Regions from separate parts of the Homo sapiens genome. Here region 2 is linked to region 1. The links are chromatin contacts, found by Hi-C or POLR2A ChIA-PET in ENCODE. All regions are on one chromosome and are shown on one strand. The core of a region is the stretch at or near the end of the contact, and the rest is flanking DNA. Distances in the headings are between cores, read along the strand shown.

Region 1 (6,663 bases), core at 1,123-3,622:
TGGGGCTAAAGCATGAGGACTATGCCAGCTATAGAACTTGGACTCATAATTCGCTATCCAATTTTTCATGCAGTTGTCTAGTCGGGAAGTAAGGTTGGAAACTAAGTCTCATTTACTGATTCGTTTATGGGTAGTACCGGGATGAACCCACCACCACAAAGCAAATTAGACAACTTAATGTGAAATCATACCATTGGTTGACGTTTCCTTGAGTTGCTACTTCGTTCATCTTCACAACTTAACAAGTGCACGGTCGAATTATTGTGCAAGTGGCTTTTGGATATCCTGATTGGGGCCTAAGAAGGGCATTCAGACTTGAATTTTAATAGGCAGACAGAAAGTTTGCCTAATAGTTAATACGAAAGAGTGAAAGAAACACAATATTCAGACAACCCACATTCTTATCCTGGCTCTAGCAGTAACCACGTAGCCTTGGATAAGCCATTTTCCTTCATTAGGTCCTGGTTTAATTTCCTCATCTTTAAAATGAGAAGGTTAAATTTATCTTAGTACTGCTGGGCGCAGTGGCTCATGCCTGTAATCTGAGCACTTTGGGAAGCTGAGGCGGGTGGATCACTTGAGGTCAGAAATTTGAGACGAGCCTGGCCAACATGGTGAAACCCCATCTCTACTAAAAATACAAAAATTAGCTGGGCGTGGTGGCACGTGCCTGTAATCCCAGCTACTCGGGAGGCTGAGGCAGGAGAATCAATTGAACCTGGGAGGCAGAGGTTGCAGTGAGCCGAGATGGCGCCATTGCACTCCAGCCTGGGTGACAAAAGCAAAAGTCCATCTTAAGAAATATATATATATATTATATATATTCTTAGTTCTAAGATTTCCTTTAATTCTATGATTCTCTGGATTTAAATGCATTATTCATATTTCTTGAAGCTTAGATACAGTCTAATTCATAGCAACCATATCTGCTTTATCCTAGGTGAGGGTAGCAGTCCACAATGGAATAGAAGAAAATCCCATTATAACAAATGACAAATTATATATCATGAATCCTTCTGTCTGACTAACTCAATAACTTTCTATAAAAGCCAATGGAATTCAAATAGGAGCTAGGAGACAACAAGTTATATATGACAGTGGAGGTTGTATTCCTTTTATATTGCTGAGAAAACTAGTTAAATGATCAGATTCTTGCTGTTAAGAAACAATTTCGTTTAATGGGATCTGTACAACTGATTTTAAAAAAATGCTACAAAAAGCCCCAAAGCATATAATCTCTACTCCTTACAGTCTCTAGAATTAAATGTACTCATTTAGACAACATATTAAATGCATATTTTAGCCACTTTAGAGAAACCTCATAGGCACAGAGTTTCCAAGATTAATTTTAAGAATATCTTCACGAACTTGACCCTCCTACTCCACATTGCAACATTTCCATCAGACAGCATTTCAATTCCAGTATTATGTATATTGCAAATTAAACATTTTAAAATATTTTTTTCCAATTTATTTCTCAAAATAAAATGTCTTTTGTTCTGGTTCTTTTTCTCTTCTATGTTTACGAAAAAGGCCTGAATTTATGAACTTTTATTCCACTTTAAAAAATGTGTATCAGCCGGGCGTGGTGGCTCACGCCTGTAATCCCAGCACTTTTGGAGGCTGAGGTGGGCGGATCACCTGAGGTCAGGAGTTTGAGACCAGCCTGGCCAACATGATAAAACCCTGTCTCTAAGAAAGATACAAAAAAATTACCCAGGCATGGTGGCGGGTGCCTGTAATCCCAGCTACTCGGGAGGCTGAGGCAAGAGAATCGCTTGAATCAGGGAGGTGGAGGTTGCAATGAGCCAAGATCATGCCACTGCACTCCAGCCTGGGCAACAACAGTGAAATTCCGTCTCAAAAAATAAAAGAAGATTCAGAAGAAAGTTTTTACTCATTAAGGTGTTAATATATTTTTTTTCCTGGTGAGCCCAAATGACAACCTTGCTAAGCAATGGCTTTCAATGAAAAGCCATTTTTTAAACCAAAATAATGGATCTTTAATGTTAGAATTAAAGAATTTGGTAAAAATATCAGTAGATATTGAATGCCCTCCTGGTATCCTGAATAGATAGCAGCCTCATCTACCTATTCATAAAGATTCACTTTTATTTTCCCTTCTCTAATTGAGTTGATTCTACTCTGAGGCTTTTTCCATATTCCATGCTTACGATTCAAGAAAATTCTACTTTCTCCTCAAATGAACACATTCTGGAAATTTGAGTGTGTCTTCTACTCACTAAATACAGTTCTATGCACACTCAGTATTGTTTTGACTCATGGCAGAGAGTGCAAACCGCAGCTGGTTTCCCAATTTCTGAGTCTTACTTTGATGACATATACAGCAGTATATGTTGCTAGACACAAGCTCCTCCCTTCTCTGCTTCAGGGTACTTGTGGCCAAAGTTAGATGTTTAACTAACCACTTTACACCTGGTGAGAAGGCACAAACAACCTCTAAGATCCCTCTTCCTTTTGTACTGAAGCAGCTGTAACACAATGAAGAAGGAAAACAATCCTAAAAGAAGTGGGAACAAAGATGGCACCAGACCAGGGGATAGCCAGATGAGAGAGTGACAACAGGCTGACACCAGGGTTGGGGAGCCAGGAAGCTAAAAGATGGAAACTGTCAAATTCCAAATTCAAAGGGAATTTGAGAAGTGGGGAAGGGGTCCTGGGGGATCTGGAAACTTAGGGTAAAACAGAAAGACATCAGGAGCACAGTGGAGGAGAGGCAGGACTGTCCTTGTAGCTTTGTCAGCTCAGGGAGGCCTTACTTAATAAAGCAATACTCTGATAAAAACGGAAGCCCTTGTATCTTTGAGCATTTTCACCAACCAAACATCAGGGAAAGTGACTTGTTAAGACTGCGGTAAGGAGAGGAACAGGTGGCCACAGTTTTGTTTTCTTTCTTTCTTTCTTTCTTTCTTTTTTTCTCTAAAAACCAGTCAAGCAGACCCAGAAGCAGCAGTCAGACGACAAATTCTGGGCAGAACCCAAGATGGAAAAAGCAAATGTTTATATAAATAGAGGTGCAGAGCCCACAGCTTCCTGTTGACAAATCGAACTTCACTTTACCTCAAACCCTCATTTTTTTTTAATAGCTGATAATGATTTGGTGTTATTTTTCAACTTGTCCAATCACTTAGAGTAAGGTTCTAGTTTATTCCTAACCCTTGGGTCTTGCAGTTCTTTTCTCTACCTCTGGTATTTTTCCCTTTCCTCTCCCTTTTCCTTTCTCCTGGGTACTTACCTGGCTATACATCTGTACTGTGTAGCTTTATGGAGTGTTTGGTTAAATTTATGTAACAATCCATAGGTATTCAAGATGATCTCATAAATTTGTGGGAGATCCACCTTGTCTTCCCTCCTCCACCAGACAAACAAACAAACAAAAACCCCAAACCAAACCAGAATAGATAAGTTTTGAGCAAGTATAAGGAAATTCATTTTATGGAAAATAATCTGTATTATATTGAAGAGATTGATGGGTGTTAAGGTATCAACTGCATCACTGTATACCATTTCCTAATATGTGGTTCTGTCCCAAATGATCAAAAACAAGGAGTTATAATGAAGGGTAATGAGAATTGTACAAAGAAACATTTCTTCCATTTGTATAAACCTCTATAAATCCATCTATTCTTGAAAATGGATGAGATTTTAGGGGAATGGGGAATGAAGTAGTAGTAACACAAATAAGCAGGCCAGGCGCGGTGGCTCACACCTGTAATCCCAGCACTTTGGGAAGGTGAGGCAGGCAGATCACCTGAGGTCAGAAGTTTGAAACCAGCCTGGCCAACATGGCGAAACCCCATCTCTACTAGAAACACAAAAATCAGCCGGACGTAGTAGCAGTAATTTCTCTCTTGTCATGTAGAAACTAAAAAAAATTATTACATCATTGATATATGGGATGTCTAGATCCCCAAATCAACATGGTTCTAGGTACAATAAAAGTGACACTTGGCCGGGCGCGGTGGCTCACGCTTGTAATCCCAGCACTTTGGGAGGCCGAGGCGGGTGGATCACGAGGTCAGGAGATCGAGACCACGGTGAAACCCCGTCTCTACTAAAATTAAAAAAAAATTAGCCCGGCGTGGTGGCGGGCGCCTGTAGTCCCAGCTACTCGGAGAGGCTGAGGCAGGAGAACGGCGTGAACCCGGGAGGCGGAGCTTGCAGTGAGCCGAGATGGCGCCACTGCATCCAGCCTGGGTGACAGAGCGAGACTCCGTCTCAAAAAAAAAAAAAAAAAAAAAAAAAGTGACACTTATCCTGTTCATTTTAATTTCAAATAATTGGTCTTTGTTTCAGTGCCAGTCCAGACTTGGCACTCACTAGTGGTATGATGCCAAGCAAGTAGCTTCTCAGCTGTAAATTGGTGGCAACATACCTGCCTTAGGGGTGGTTCTGTGAATTAACAAGATTATGTGTTCAAAGGTTTAGTAAGACTATTAATTAAGACTTATTAACTATTAAGTATTAGCTATTAACTATTAAGTATTATTAACTATTAACTATTAAGTAAGACTTATTAATTAATTAATAAGACTATAGGATTTTTTTTTTTCTACTTAAGCTGATTGGTTTCTGTTAAACTGTTCTTGAGTAGGTTGGCTTTTCCATTCTTTCCCTTGTAACGAAACAGATGAATCTTGCTGGCTAGCCAATGAGTAGGAAACTTGCAAAAAATGTGCAATACCAGAGATACTAGTTTCTCTACTGTTTAAAGTGTGTTTAAATGTACCTTTTTTTTTTCCTCATACAGATGGGGGTCTGGCTATGTTGCCCAGACTAGTCTTGAACTCCCAGCCTCAAGTGATTCTCCCACCTCGGCCTCCCAAAGTGTTGAGATCACAAGAATGAGCCGCTGTTCCTGGTCCTAATTTAAATGTAATTAAAATTTTTTTTTTGGCCAGACTCAGTAGCTCACATCTGTAATCCCAACGCTTTGGGAGACCAAGGCAGGAGTTCAAGACTAGCCTGAGAAACATAGCAAGACTGTCTCTACAGAAAATTAAAATACTAGCCAGGCATGGTAGCTGCCCCTGTAGTCCCAGCTACTGGGTATGCTGAGGCAGGAGGATTGCTTGAGCCCACGAGGCCGAGGTTACAGTGAGCTATGATGGTATCACTGTACAACAGCCTGGGTGACAGAGTGAGATCCTGTCTGTAAAACAATTTTTTAAAAGTAAAACTTTTTTAAAAGTGGAATTATTCCAAATGTGGTCTTTGGAACTCTAGGACAGCATTGTTATGGTTTGAATGTTTGTCCCCTCCCAAACTCATGTTGAGTTTTAATTGATGTGGGGTCTTTAAGAGGTGATTAGGGGTCGGGCATGCTATAATCCCAGCACTTTGGGAGGCCGAGGCAGGGGGATAATCTGAGGTCAGGAGTTCGAGACCAATCTGGCCAACATGGCGAAACCCTGTCTCTACTAAAAATACAAAAAATTAGCCAGGCGTAGGGGTGGGTGCCTATATTCCAGCTACTTGGGAGGCTGAGGCAGGAGAATCGCTTGAACCCAGGAGGTGGAGGCTGCAGTGAGTCACGATTGTGCCATTGCACTCCACCCTGGGCAACAAGAGCGAAACTCTATCTTAAAAAAAAGAAGAAGAAATGATTAGGGCCGGGAGCAGTGGCTCACATCTGTAATCTCGACACTTTGGGAGGCTGAGGCAGGAAGATCACTTGAGGTAAGGAGTTCAAGACCAGCCAACTCCAGCCAATATGGTGAAACCCCGTCTCTCCTGAAAATACAAAAATTAGCTAGGTGTGGTGGTGGATGCCTGTAATCCCAGCTACTCAGGAGGCTGAGCCATGAGAATTGCTTGAACCTGGGAGGCGGAGCTTGCAGTGAGCCGAGATCGCACCACTGTACTCCAGCCTGGGTGACAGAGCAAGACTCCATCTCAAAAAAAAAAAAAAAAGAAAAGAAAAGAAAAGAGGTGATTAGGTGATGGCAAATCGATCATAAATGGATTACTGCTGCTGTTATTGCAGGGGTAGGTTAGTTATCACGAGACTGGGTTTATAATAAAAGGGAGTTTTGCCCGATTTCTTCTCTCTGCCTCACCAGTTTGCTTGCACTTGCTGTCCTTCCACCATGGGATGACTCTCATCAGATGATGGCACCATGTTCTTGGACTTCTCAGCCTCCAGAACTGTGAGAAATAAATTTCTTTTCTTTATAAATTACTCAGTTGGTGACAGACTCAATAACACAAAATAGACTAAAACAACAACAACAACAACAACTTTTTAATAAAGTGTTCTGTGCTTTTTTTTTAAACAAACATCATATTCCCTGTGTGGTGGGAAGCAGAAGTATTATTATTCATATTTTTCAGACAGAGAAAAAGGTTTAATAAGACCTGACCAAGTTCACACAGTTTTGGTGCGGCAGACCCACGCCTGAATTCTAAAACTCTAAAACTTCTCAAAGGTCTAAAAGTTCTAAAAGTTAATCCAGTTGCAAAAGGAAGACTCCAAGACAAAGGAGTAGTTTACTTGCTTGCCAAAGGCTTGTTTGGGAGGCTACACCTTAGAAAAACTGGAATAAAAAATACAACCTACTGAAAGAGAAACAAATTAGATTCCTAAAGTCACTAGACTTACTGTTTATCTGTTCGTGGTGGGATTTTTTATTTTTTATTTTT
Region 2 (6,663 bases), core at 2,794-5,293, 960 kb before region 1:
TCTCTGTATTTCCTGAATTTGAATGTTGGCCTGCCTTGCTATGTTGGGGAAGTTCTGGATAATATCCTGAAGAGTGTTTTCCAACTTGGTTCCATTCTTCCCATCACTTTCAGGTACACCAGTCAGACATAGATTTGGTCTTTTCACATAGTCCCACATTTCTTGGAGGCTTCATTCATTTCTTTTTACTCTTTTTTCTCTAAACTTCTCTTCTGGCTTCATTTCATTCATTTGATCTTCAATCCCTGACACCCTTTCTTCCACTTGATCAAATTGGCTACTGAATCTTGTGCATGCATCATGTAGTTCTCGTGCCATGGTTTTCAGCTCCATCAGGTCGTTTAAGGTCTTCTCTACACTGTTTATTCTAGTTAGCCATTTGTCTAATCTTTTTTCAAGGTTTTTAGCTTCTTTGCGATGGGTTCGAACTCCTCCTTTAGCTCGGAGAAGTTTGTTATTACCAATCGCCTGAAGCCATCTTCTCTCAACTCATCAAAGTCATTCTCCATGCAGCTTTGTTCTGTTGCTGGTGAGGAGCTGCATTCCTTTTGAGGAGAAGAGGCACTCTGATTTTTAGAATTTTTGGCTTTTCTGCTCTGGTTTCTCCCCATCTTTGTGATTTTATCTACCATTGGTCTTTGATGATGGTGACACACAGATGGTGTTTTGGTTTGGATGTCCTTTCTGTTTGTTCGTTTTCCTTCTTACAGTCAGGACCCTCAGCTGCAGGTCTGCTGGAGGCTGCTGGAGGTGCACTCCAGTCCCTGTTTGCCTGGGTATCACCAGTGGAGACTGCAGAACAGCAAATATTGCAGTACGGCAAATGTTGCTGCCTGATCCTTCCTCTGGAAGCTTCATCTCAGAGGGACACCTGGCTGTATGAGGTGTCAGTCAGCTCCTACTGGGAGGTGTCTCCCAGTTAGGCTACTCGGGCTCAGGGACCCACTAGAGGAGGCAGTCTGTCTGTTCTCAGATCTCAAACTCCATGCTCAGAGAACCACTACTCTCTCCCACGCTGTCAGACAGGGATGTTTAAGTCTGCAGAAGTTTCTTCTGCATTTTGTTCAGCTATGCCCTGCCCTCAGAGGTGGAGTCGACAGAGGCAGGCAGGCCTCCTTGAGCTGCAGTGGGCTCCACCCAGTTTGAGCTTCCTGGCAGCTTTGTTTACCTGCTCAAGCCTCAGCAATGGTGGATGCCCCTCCCGTAGCCTCGCTGCCACCTTGCAGTTTGATCTCAGACTGATGTGCTAGCAGTGAGCAAGGCTCTGTGGGCATGGGACCCTCCGAGCCAGGCATGGGATATAATCTCCTGGTGTGCCATTTGCTAAGACCATTGGAAAAGTGCAGTATTAGGGTGGGAGTGTCCTGATTTTCCAGGTACCGTCTGTCATAGCTTCCCTTGGCTAGGAAAGGGAATTCCCCAATCCCTTGCGCTTCCTTGGTGAGGCAATGCCCCACCCTGCACCATGGGCTGTCCCCACTGTCTGCCAAGCCCCAGTGAGATGAACCCAGTACCTCAGTTGGAAATGCAGAAATCACCAATCTTCTGTGTCGCTCACGCTGGGAGCTATAGACTGGAGCTGTTCCTATTTGGCCATCTTGGAACCCAATCCACCTAAGGTCTTGCTCTAAGGTTCTATGCCTGAAAATCTTTGAAAGAGGTGAAGGACCTCTTCAAGGAGAAATACAAACCACTGCTCAATGAAATAAAAGAGGACACAAATAAATGGAAGATCATTCTATGCTTACGGATAGGAAGAATCAGTATTGTGAATATGGCCATACTGCCCAAGGTAATTTATAGATTCAATGCCATCCCCATCAAGCTACCAATGACTTTCTTCACAGAATTGGAAAAAACTACTTTAAAGTTCATATGGAACCAAAAAAGGTCCCACATTGCCAAGACAAACCTAAGTCAAAAGAACAAAGCTGGAGGCATCACGCTACCTGACTTCAAACTATACTCCAAGGCAACAGCAACCAAAACAACATGGTACTGGTACCAAAACAGAGATATAGACCAATGGAACAGAACAGAGCCCCCGGAAATAATACCACATATCTACAACCATCTGATCTTTGACAAATCTGACAAAAACGAGAAATGGGGAAAGGATTCCCTATTTAATAAATGGTGCTGGGAAAACTGGCTAGCCATATATAGAAAGCTGAAACTGGATCCCTTCCTTACACCTTATAAAAAATTAATTCAAGATGGATTAAAAACTTAAATGTTAGATCTAAAACCATAAAAACCCTAGAAGAAAACCTAGGCAATACCATTCAGGCAACAGGCATGGGAAGGACTTCATGACTAAAACACCAATAACAATGGCAACAAAAGCCAAAATTGACCAATGGGATCTAACTAAATTAAAGAGCTTCTGCACAGCAAAAGAAACTACCATCAGAGTGAACAGACAACCTACAGAATGGGAGAAAATTTTTACAATCTACCCATCTGACAAACGGCTAATATCCAGAATCTACAAAGAACTTACATAAATTTACAAGAAAAAATCAACCAACCCCATCAAAAAATGGGCAAAGGATATGAACAGACACTTCTCAAAAGAAAACATTTATGCAGGCAACAGACACATGAAAAAATGCTCATCATCACTGGCCATCAGAGAAATGCAAATCTAAACCACAATGAGATACCATCTCACACCAGTTAGAATGACAGTCATTAAAAAGTCAGGAAAAAACAGGTGCTGGAGAGGATGTGGAGAAATAGGAACACTTTTACACTGTTGGTGGGACTCTAAACTAGTTCAACCATTGTGGAAGACAGTGTGGCGATTCCTCGAGGGACTAGAACTAGAATTTGACCCAGCCATCTCATTACTGGGTATATACCCAAAGGATTATAAATCACGCTGCTATAAAGACACATGCACACATATGTTTATTGTGGCACTATTCACAATAGCAAAGACTCGTGAACCATCCCAAATGTCTATCAATGATAGACTGGATTAAGAATATATGGCACATATGCACCATGGAATAGTATGCAGCCATAAAAAAGGATGAGTTCATGTCCTTTGTAGGGACATGGATGAAGCTGGAAACCATCATTCTGAGCAAACTATTGCAAGGACAGAAAACCAAACACCGCATGTTCTCACTCATAGGTTGGAATTGAACAATGAGAATATTTGGACACAGGGAGGGGAACACCACACACCGGGGCCTGTCGTGGGGTGGGGGGAGGGGGGAGGGATAGCATTAGGAGATATACCTAATGTAAATGACAAGTTAACGGGTGCAGCACACCAACATGGCACATGTATACATATGTAACAAACCTGTACATTGTGAACTTAAAGTATAATAATAATAAAAAAAGGTAAAAAAAAAAAAGTAGACACATACTATAATCACCTTGAAAAAAAAAGAAAGTCTTTCAAAGAGATAAAAAATTCCATATACTCCACTTCCTACAATTCTGGCAGTTTCCAAATACTTTTACTTATGTGAAAATGCTATCATATCCAAGAGTGCCTTTAGAGCTAAGCTAACAGTAGGCTACTGATCTTTAGCACATTGCTTTTTCTGTTGTGTTATTCAGGGGGCTTTCTCACATTTATGTTTCCATTTTTCACATTTCACAACTTTCTTTGGAGCACAGATATTTCAGGAAGATTTTAGAGCCTTTGAATAGCATTATGGACTTTTTTGCATTAATTTTTACTTTTACAAAATTGTGCTAAATATTATTTCTGTTAATTAGTGAGTTTTGTTGGGGGCCCCTTAAATTGGAACCCCAGGCTATGCCTCATTTGCTTCACTCTGGTCCTGGCCCTGAGAGAGGAACACAAAAGGGATGGTTAGAAAAACAAGAACAAATGAGCCTCCCAGAATTTTCTCAAACAACAGGCCAGTTAATTAAGGAAAGTAGATATTACATAGCTAGGTATAATGAACATGCAGTCAGTGGATTGTCTCAGTAATTTATGGAGATAACCACCAACAAAAAGTGTATGTGGGTGGGGACAAAAGAGAGACAACAAAGTACTGCAGGCAGAAAGCTTCCTTTTGCTGATTTTGCCTCACAGAATTGAGAGTTTGTTCTTACACACAAGTTTAATGCCACCTTCCTCTGTCTGCCATGGACCAACAAGCAATATATGCTGAGTTAAACTTACCCACAGACTCAGGCCCAGAAAGTTCTTCACCTTCATCTCTTCCTCGGGGTAAGTGGCTTTAATTTTCCTTTCGGCATTTGTATGTCTTCCAGAATTAGATCTTCCTGTTACATTTATGGCTTTAAATCATTGCTTTAAAGATGAGCAGTAGTTTTATATTAATGTTTAACGGGTGTTGCATGGCTTGCCTGTAGATAATCACAACTTTGGGAAAAAAAATTTAAACCTCATACATTTATTTTTTTCAATCAAGTTAGCATGAAAAGCAAACATCACTTGTCTTACTGAGCCTTGGTTAAAAGACTCTGAACACTTTAGGCTACCCTGGGCACACTGCCTATTGGTTACCCCTGCTCTACAGGGATGGAAAGAAGGAAGAAAGAAAGAAAGAAAGAAAAGAAAGAAAGAAAGAAAGAAAGAAAGAAAGAAAGAAAGAAAGAAAGAAAGGAAGAAAGAAAGAAAGAAAGGAAAGAAAGAGAAAGAAAAGAAGAAAGAAAGAAAGGAGAGAAAGAAAAAGAAAGAGAGAGAAAGGAAAGGAAAGAAAGAAAAAGAGAAGGAGGAAGGAAGGAAGGATGGAAGGAAGGAAGGAAAAATATTTTACATGTATGAACTAAGGAATATTTAAGACACATTGCAAACTTGCTGTAATAACAACCTACGTTATTCCAAATTCCTCTACAAAATATCAATACTATGATTAAGTCCCAGTGCATTTTCATCCATAATATTCCTTTCAGAATACAACGTGTAGGCCAGTTGCAGTGGCTCATGCCTGTAATCCCAACACTTTGGTAGGCTAAGGTGATTTGCTTGAGTCCAGGAGTTTAAGGCCAGCCTGGGCAATGTGGCAAAACCTCATCTCTACAAACAATACAAAAAAATAGCCAAGTGTGGGGCACGTGCCTGTGGTCCTAGCTACTCGGGAGGCTGAGGTGAGAGGATTGCTTGAGCCCAAGAGATCAAGGCTGCAGTGAGCTGTAATTGTGCCACTGTACTCCAGCCTGGGTGACACAGCAAGACTATCTCAAAAAAAAAAAAAAAATATATATATATATATATATATATATACTTTTTATACATATATTTTATATATTTTATATATATATATATACTTTTTATACATATATTTTATATATTTTATATATATATATATAAAGTGTAGGCTTAATGAGTAACATACTTCACTCTCTCAAGAGAGGGGAACACTTTCTGGAAAAAAAATCATATTCAAGATCAAAGATTTGAATATCATTACTACCTGATAGTTTCTAGTTTGAAAAGTATCACAGCTTAGAAAGAGACAAGCCACAAAAATACTCGAGCATATCAGTAACGAACCTACTTACCATTTGTTGAAACTGGCACTTTCCTGTGTCTCTGAAGAGTTAGCATTCTGAGTGAAAGAAGCGGGGAACACCAATGTGAGGTAACACATGATGGATAGCATGGCCTGTGGATGGATGGGAAGAAACTAGAAACTGAGGCAGAAAATCAGCATGAAATTATTATGACACATTATTATTTTCTGATATCTAACTGAATTTACTATCATTGATAATATTACAATTGTTTACCAATCTGATATTCATTCCATGTCATGCCAAGCATTTGACTTGTGCTGTTTTAAGACTGTTTAAGTTTTAAACTATTGAATTCTCAAAGTTTTAAGTCAAGAAGAAAGTCTTAGAGCCGTCAATTAAGTTTCAGTATAATTTTCACATAAGAGTAGAGGAAATCAGAGGGTTCTAATAACTATAGGGAGGATTTGGTTGAGTAACATTTTTTTTTAAAGAAAAGAGTAAGTCTTTCTTTTCCTCTATTCATATCTAGCAAAAGGTGGAAAGTGGGCTTTTGTCAGAAAATGAATATAGAGGTAGTGAGACTCTTCCCAAATGTTGCTATGATCCCAAACCAATGGATGCAGAAATTTTTTCTACTTGGATTGTAATAATTATCCTATAAAATGTCATTCTGAGAGTAAACCTGAAGAAAAAATAAGAGTAGAATAAAGCCAGAGCAAAATATGTGACTATAGAACACTGGTCTGATATTGAATGACAGTAAAACCACTATTGGTCTCTGGCTAAACTGCTGAGGCTGTGGTCACTCTGTAGCAAGCACGGTGATTGTGTCTAAGGCAGTCAACAAAACCAGAAGGAGAGATGTGAGTGATAACCGATCTTGCTTATGGCCAAATGGCCAAGGGTTTGGTCTGTTAGAAAAGTGGATAAGGTGTTTGCAAAAATGCCCCTAGAGTTTATTCATTCATTAAAAAATAAGCTCCTACTCTGCACCAGGCATGCTGTGAATACAGCAGTGAACAAAATAGAGAAAATTATTTTCCTTCATAGAGTTTATAGTAAAATAGAGGCACACTTGTGGAAGACAGTATGGCGATTCCTTAAGGATCTAGAGCTAGAAATACCATTTGACCCAGTGATCCCACTACTGGGTATATACTCAAAGGATAATAAATCATGCTGCTATAAAGACACATGCACACGTAT

Evidence for each region. Hi-C counts contacts between places; a loop is a spot of excess contacts on that map. ChIA-PET counts read pairs that join two places held with the same protein, here RNA polymerase II (POLR2A). Pooled maps may share reads with other maps.
Region 2: a pooled map shows a loop between it and region 1 (4-fold over the local background). The contact joins the promoter of KLRB1 here to the enhancer-like site in region 1. A Hi-C loop is called at or near these places in 1 of 37 single-sample maps with no recorded cell type and 3 of 50 pooled maps. POLR2A ChIA-PET finds 5 or more read pairs at or near these places in 3 of 52 experiments (CD8-positive, alpha-beta memory T cell, activated T-cell and activated naive CD4-positive, alpha-beta T cell).

What each region holds. Positions count from the first base shown.
Region 1 is chr12:8,640,785-8,647,447 of GRCh38, reverse strand. MFAP5 (microfibril associated protein 5) reads left to right here. Exons shown (of 10, transcript NM_003480.4): 10 at 1-1,505. Among named protein-coding and RNA genes, the nearest start is that of MFAP5, 19 kb to the left of the region's middle. RefSeq lists enhancers at 2,506-2,565, 2,207-2,729. Within about 2 kb of position 2,372, at least 6 of the 41 ENCODE cell types and tissues checked have a DNase peak (open chromatin) inside an H3K27ac peak, as active enhancers do.
Region 2 is chr12:9,605,296-9,611,958 of GRCh38, reverse strand. It overlaps KLRB1 (killer cell lectin like receptor B1), which reads left to right and starts at 4,043. Exons shown (of 6, transcript NM_002258.3): 1 at 4,043-4,204. The coding sequence starts at 4,120.